Regions from separate parts of the Homo sapiens genome. Here region 1 is linked to region 2. Evidence: chromatin contacts called from ENCODE Hi-C or POLR2A ChIA-PET data. All regions are on one chromosome and are shown on one strand. Each heading gives the region's core, a stretch centred on a gene start or an enhancer-like site at or near the end of the contact. The rest is flanking DNA. Distances are from core to core; before and after follow the strand shown.

Region 1 (3,581 bases), core at 655-3,154, 110 kb after region 2:
AAATTAACTCAAAATGGGCCATAGACCTAAATGTAAGGGCTAAAAAAATAACACTTCTAGCAGAAAACAAGAGAAAATCTTTATGACCTTGGTTTAGTTTTTTAGATGTGACACCAAGATGGTTTTTTGGCTTCATCAAATAAAGACTTTCTGTTCCTTGAAAGACACTTTTAAGAGAATCAAAAGACAAGCTACAGACTGGGAAAAAATTTTTACAAGTCATGTATCTGATAAAGGACTTTTATTCAGAATATATGAAGAACTCTTAAAACTGAAAAATAAGAAAACAACCCAATTAAAAATGGGCAAAGAATCTAAATAGACATTTCTTCAAAGAAAATATACAGAGGTCAAATAAACACATGGAAGATTCTCAACAACTTCAGGCATTAGAGAAAGCAAATTAAACCCAAAAAGAAATATGATAGACCTATTACAATGTCCAAAACTAGAAAGAGTGACCATACCAAATGTTGGCAAGGATGTGAAGGAACTGGAACTCATACACTGCTGGTGGAAATGTAAAATGTTACAGCCACTTTAGAAAACAGTGGCAGACTCTTTAAAAGTTATGCTTACACATACCATATAATACATTCTACTCACAGGTATTTACCCAAGAGAAGTGAAAGCATATGTCCATCCAAAGAATTGTATGTGAATGTTCACAGCAGCTTTATTTGTAAATAAATACTGGAAACAACCCAAATATCCACTAATAGATGAATGGATAAAAAAAAAGTTACGCTATATTTATACAATAGGATGCTAAGTAATAAAGGAACAAACTTGATATATGCAGCAACATGGATGAATGGTGAAATAATTATGCTGAATAGAAGAAGCCAGATATAAAAGAATATGTAGTTTATGATTCCATTTATATGAAACTCTAGAAAATGCAAGCTAATATAGAATGTCAGAAAGCTGATCAGTCGTTGTAGCGGTGGGGTACAGAGAGGTACAAGGGAAAAATTATTACAAGGGCCTTAAGGAGACTTTTGGTGATGATGGATTTGTTTACTATCTTTATTGTGATGATGGTTTCACAGTTACATACACAATCAAAACATCAAATTGCTCACTATAAATATGTACAGTTTATTGTATGTTAAAGCTGTTTTAAAAAAATAAGAAAGCCAAAAAGAAAGTAGGACTCGCTACTGGAATTCTTACTACTCTAGCAAACATTACAGAAAAACTATGTAACTATATAAATTAATTACAGATACTGTATTTTAAAATACCTCAGCGGGGCCAGGCACAGTGGCTCACGCCTGTAATCCCAGCACTTTGGGAGGCCGAGGCGGGTGGATCACCTGAGGTCAGGAGTTCAAAACCAGCCTGGCCAAGATGGTGAAATCCCGTCTGTACTAAAAATACAAAAATTAGTTAGGCACGGTGGCACATGCCTGTAATCCCAGCTACTTGGGAAGCGGAGGCAGGAGAATCACTTGAACCCAGGAGGTGGAGGTTGCAGTGAGCTGAGAATCGCACCATTGCACTTCAGCCTGGGCGACAAGAACAAAACTCCCTCTCAAAAAAAAGAAAAAGAAATATTTCAATGGATATTTTTTAAAGCAAAGAACCTTTTGTAAAAGTAATCTTGACTGTTGAATGCATCTTTTTTCATGACTGCTATTGTGATATATTGTGTTTCCTTAAAGGGGATGTACATCAATTCAGCTGGGATAACGACAGCACAATTCCACATCTTTCTAAGAGCTGAGCAACTATTGCATTATGGCAATTGTGCTTTGCCTTGAAGTGGCAGAGGGCAGATGCAATAGCTGACTCTACTGAGTCTTCAGTGTGCAGACAGTTTGGTTCACTTGTTAAATATGTATTGTGATTTGATGTTTACTCTACTTGGCATCTCAGCCAAATTTCACCTTAGGAACTTACATATACTTCATCAAGACAACATTACAAATACTTCAAAATGATTCATTTCCTCTTCACACAAATCTAAGTTAGTCCTTGCATAGAGGCTATTTACATGTGAAATTTCTTTTTCAGCCTACTAACAAAATCAGAACCACCAAGTTTTAAAATACCAATGTGTTTTAAATGTTTTAAATGTTCTATTAAAAGATCTGGCTTTGTTACCATGGGGTAAAAGAATGCGGTAAGTAGGAAGCATAAAAGTCAGCTGTGGAACTTGACTTTACAGATATGTTTCCTGAGCTCATTGTACAGAGTAAGCACAAATATGCTGATTGGTAATTCCCCTCCTTCCTGCCATGCTCATGGCAGTGGGACACAGGAACCATGATGTTCTTTCTCACCTCCTCTCTCTGATCCTACAGCTGTGGTGACTCAGCCTTTCTTTCTTTCTTTCTTTGTTTCTTTCTTTCTTTCAGGGTGTGAACGGCATGTCTGTGGATGAGAAGCCTGACTCCCCCATGTATGTGTATGAGTCCACAGTCCACTGCACCAACATCCTCCTGGGCCTCAATGACCAGCGGAAAAAGGATATTCTCTGTGACGTGACTTTGATCGTGGAGAGGAAGGAGTTCCGGGCCCACCGGGCTGTGCTGGCCGCATGCAGTGAATATTTTTGGCAGGCGCTGGTTGGACAGACAAAAAATGATTTGGTGGTCAGCTTGCCTGAGGAGGTACAGTAATTTGGTTTGTGTGATTGTTAATGAATGTTTATTGACTTACAGAAAACTGGCTGACTAGGAGCTAGAAGATGTACTAGGTGCCATGTCCCCACTCAGGAGTTGATGTCCAAGTCACATGTTAGGTCTGTGGCATAGTCAGTTTCTATTTGATACACTTAAAGTCTCAGAGGCACAGAATGTGAATATCTTTCTTGAAGGGAACTGAACCTCACCTGTGGCTCAGTCACTTGTAGTTTCTAGTTCACTTACCCTTCAGGTTTTGAGTGGTTCAGCCTAAGTTTGGCACAGTCCTAGATGTGGGATCTGAATCATTGCTATGATTTCTGTCTTTCAGATGGTGTAAGGATCACTAGATTTCCCTTGAGAGTAAAAGATCGAAAGCATTCACAGCACCTTCTTTGCTTGGGGGAAAAATAAAAGCAACTAGTAATTTTCACCATTAATTCAGTAAGATTCTAAGAAGTGTAAACTTGCTTTTCTCACCGTTGTTGAAAACAGCCCACTCAGGTTTCTTAATCACATCAGTGAATACGGTTATTTTGGCACTTTGGGAACACTAGTAGCTGGACCTGGTCTGTCCAGAGATGACATTTAATTGGATGGTTTAAGTTGTAGGACCCCAAAAGATGGGCTTCACAATGGCAAACCATTAAATGGTCATCCTTTGAACCATATATACACTACCTCTTGGTTCATCATCCTGACTTCCGTCATTCCTATGGGACTAAGGATAATACTTTGTGTTCGGGCAGAATCATTCCCTGTGTACCACCAGCGCGGTGTGCATCTCTTGGGCCACCACCAACAGTTACACAAGCTTTGTACTTTGTAACTCCCAGGAGTACAACTCACATCCATAGTTTTTGCAAATAGATTCCCTAGAGTTGTGTGGTGTTTGACTAAGCAGCTCTTCACAGTGATCTTAGGAGAAACCAAAGACCCCATCACCCAGAT
Region 2 (3,602 bases), core at 442-2,941:
TTTTTTTTTTTTTTTTTGAGACGGAGTCTCGCTCTGTCGCCCAGGCTGGAGTGCAGTGGCGGGATCTCGGCTCACTGCAAGCTCCGCCTCCCGGGTTCACGCCATTCTCCTGCCTCAGCCTCCCAAGTAGCTGGGACTACAGGCGCCCGCCACTACGCCCGGCTAATTTTATGTATTTTTAGTAGAGACGGGGTTTCACCGTTTTAGCTGGGATGGTCTCGATCTCCTGACCTCGTGATCCGCCCGCCTCGGCCTCCCAAAGTGCTGGGATTACAGGCGTGAGCCACCGCGCCCGGCCCCCACCGGTCTTCTTATAAGCTGTCCTAGCCTTCAGTGTTAGTGTCCTAGGTCTGCTTAACAAATTATCACAAACTGGACAATTTAAAACAATGTTTATTCTCTCACAGTTCTGGTGGCCTGAAGTCCAAAATCAAGGTGTTTCAGGGCCACACTTCCTCCAAAGGCTTCAGGGCAGAATCATCCCTTGCCTGTCCCAGCTTCTGGGGAGGCTCCAGGTGTTCCTCAGCTCATGGCTAAATGACTCCAATCTCTGCCTCCACTTCTGTCTTCTTCTCTTCTCTTGGCCTTCTCCTCTGTCTTCTCTTCTGTGTCTTCTAAGGACACCTCCCCTTGGATTTAGGGCCTACTCAGGTAATCCAGGATGATTTCATCTCGAGATTCTCAACTTAATTACATCTGCGAAGGTCCTTTTCCAACATAAAGTTTCATTTCCAGGTTCTAGAAGTTAGGACACCTGTATTGTTGGGGACCTCAATTCAACCCCCTACTCCTTCTAAACTATTCAACAACAGTTTTGAAGTTAAGCAAAACATTCTAGATTTACCATTTTACTTTTCTCTGCCGTTAAGTTCTCCGGTTTTATGTCTCTTTTTTATGTGTAACTATAGGAAGGTCTCCCATGAAAAAAATAGAACCATTGCCATGGGCAGTCAGTAGCTACACTAGCAATGTGTCTGCCCTGTGAAGCTCAGGCTTCTGTCCTGGTGGGTCTCCCTCTTGTCAAGCAGTTTTCTCAGCCATCAGAGGGGCTGGGAGAGCCAGGCCTCGCCAACACTTTCTCTGAACACATTCACACTTCTTGCCTGTGCTCTTCTTTGCCCAGGCTCTCCTGGGATGCAGAAATCAGGGAGGTGTTTACTGAGGAATAAAACTAATGTCTCAGTAGAAATTTTTTTAAAATGTCATAGTAAGTCTATTATTGATTGTGTTCAGTTGGACTTTGAGCAGATTTGGGGCCACTTTCCCCATCCCAGCCCTCAAGGAGAAAGAGAAAAGACAAGACTAAAATGAGTGTGGCCATGTATCCCATCTTACTGCCTTCAAGAAGTCCTTTCCTGTAAACCTTTTTTTTGATTGTTCTTGTTGTTCTGGTAAGGGAGGGCGAACTGGGTTTGATTCTGAGACTGCCACAAGCCTGTCTCTTTTTTTGTGTTGTACTGACTCGATCCTTGCTTCACGCTACAGATTTCTCACAGTGGGTATTTTTAGTTGAGGAGGAGGTTTCTCAAAAATACTTTGCCGATGTCTGGTCATGCACAACCCCTGGGCATCCCCAGTGAAGTGCTTTGAGTCATGGCCCCTTAAGGGCAGAGAGGATGTGCATTTGGCCCATGGTGTGCTTTGCCTGGACGTGTGTCATTTCCCAAAATATACAGGAGGAGAACCAGATTAGTAAAAGGAAACCTTGTCACACATGGTAGGGTTCTGCTGCCCCAGAATCAACCTTTACAGCTGGAAAGGTTCAGCCTTTCTTACTTGGAAGGGTCATATTCATTGAACTGCAGTTAAAACAGTCTTACCAATAGATAGGTAGCCTCACACCAGAAATGGGGGGCAAAAGGCAGAATCACTAAACATTTAAGCAACACATGAGTAAAAATATTTGGCCTCTTTTTTTCTTTGTTTAAAATATGCAAAGGTGGCCGGGCACGGTGGCTCACACATGTAATCCCAGCACTTTGGGAGGCCGAGGTGGGCGAATTACCTGAGGTCAGGAGTTCGAGACCAGCCTGACCAACATGGTGAAACCCCATCTCTACTAAAAATACAAAAAATTAGCTGGGTATGGTGGTGGACGCCTGTAAGATCCCAGCTACTCGGGAGGCTGAGGCAGGAGAATTGCTTGAGCCCGGAAGGTGGAGGTTGCAGTGAGCCAAGATTGTGCCACTGCACTCCAGCCTGGGCACAACAGAGTAAGACTCGTCTCAAAATAAATTAATTAATTAATTAATAAAATGCAAAGGCTTTTTGCTCCAAGATAGCTGAAATTTAGATATATATCTTTTTATTAAAATAGTTTTTATTTAAATAAGCAAATAATAACCGTTAAGAAAAGTTAGAAAATTTTAAAAATCAGAAAAAACAACAAGAAGGAACCCTATCTACCTAGAGCTTCCCAGGGTTCCAGGCTGGTTACAGAGTCAGAGCCCTCTTAGCTAACCTGACTGGGTGTTTTCTCATTAGTTGAAAAATCAATTAAACAGTGAATCATTTTTTAAAAAGATACTACATAGCCTAAATCATGTATTTAACCTAAAGTTGCAAATGAACAGTTATTTGCCAATCTTTTGATGTGGGCTCGAGGCCTTTTCTTCGAGTTTGGGTCTGCTGATTGGAACTTCATGTAATCTTTCATGCACATTATTGCATGATTTCCATTTTCAGTCTCTTTAAGTGAGGAATTTTTTAAGACACTTGCAACACAGTCTGACTGCAAAGTCATTTTAAATTTTTATTATTTCCCCAATCTTTCACAGTTGTCTCAATCATATCTAATTCAATGGCAGATTTCCTCTAGTGACTTACTTTCATTTCTTTAATTTTACTAAATTTTCATACAAATAACTATTTTCACACTCATATTTTATGGGCCAACATAATATTTAATTTCTGTAATTACAAAGCAAGTATAGCTGACATTAACAGTTTATGCAGAGAGAGCTGATGTGCTCCAGAGTTCGAGAGAGAACATTCAGTATTCGTTTGACCACAGTATTGGTCAGTATATTTTATACAGGGGATGGAGAATGCTGATTGATCCATCCAGTTGATTAGGGCCCATTGGTTAAAAGACTTTCTATTGGATAGGTTCTGAACTCCTCCCAAAAATTCATCAGTAAAAACCCGTTCAAAAAGCAGGTAGCTTTCAGATGATTTGAACGGTTCTGCCAAACATAGATAGGGACCCACTTTGGCAAATTAAGATCATGACAAGTCTCAAGATATTTGAAGGAGGCTTATGGTTATGCAAATATTTGGCTTCCTCTGAAGGGCCATTAAACATATCCATGAAGATGTTTGTGAACTAGGCAAGCTTTGCTCTGATAACCTTGTACTTATTTGATTTTCCTAATGGTTTATTTTAATAAAGTAGGGTTTTTTATTTCAAATTTGTTTAACACATTGTTAAATGCCCACAGAGTTTGGTACCTGCTGAAATAGAGAAAGCAGGTGTTGTACTCATGTTCTATGAATAAAGAAACGAAGCCAAAGACATTTCATCCCATGAGAGTGGTGACCATCATGGACCTCTTCCTATGATGTTTGATTTAAACTTCTTCTCAACTCTACGGTCCTCTCCC

What was found. Hi-C counts contacts between places; a loop is a spot of excess contacts on that map. ChIA-PET counts read pairs that join two places held with the same protein, here RNA polymerase II (POLR2A). Pooled maps may share reads with other maps.
Region 1: a pooled map shows a loop between it and region 2 (2.7-fold over the local background). The contact joins two enhancer-like sites. A Hi-C loop is called at or near these places in 1 of 50 pooled maps. POLR2A ChIA-PET finds 5 or more read pairs at or near these places in 4 of 52 experiments (H1, activated CD8-positive, alpha-beta T cell, activated CD8-positive, alpha-beta memory T cell and 1 more).

The regions. Positions count from the first base shown.
Region 1 is chr6:90,007,639-90,011,219 of GRCh38, reverse strand. It overlaps BACH2 (BACH transcriptional regulator 2), which reads left to right. Exons shown (of 9, transcript NM_021813.4): 6 at 2,364-2,618. The coding sequence starts at 2,376. Among named protein-coding and RNA genes, the nearest start is that of GJA10, 110 kb to the right of the region's middle. Within about 2 kb of position 1,904, at least 2 of the 41 ENCODE cell types and tissues checked have a DNase peak (open chromatin) inside an H3K27ac peak, as active enhancers do.
Region 2 is chr6:90,120,185-90,123,786 of GRCh38, reverse strand. All of the region lies in intron 4 of BACH2 (BACH transcriptional regulator 2), which reads left to right. Among named protein-coding and RNA genes, the nearest start is that of BACH2, 170 kb to the left of the region's middle. Within about 2 kb of position 1,691, at least 5 of the 41 ENCODE cell types and tissues checked have a DNase peak (open chromatin) inside an H3K27ac peak, as active enhancers do.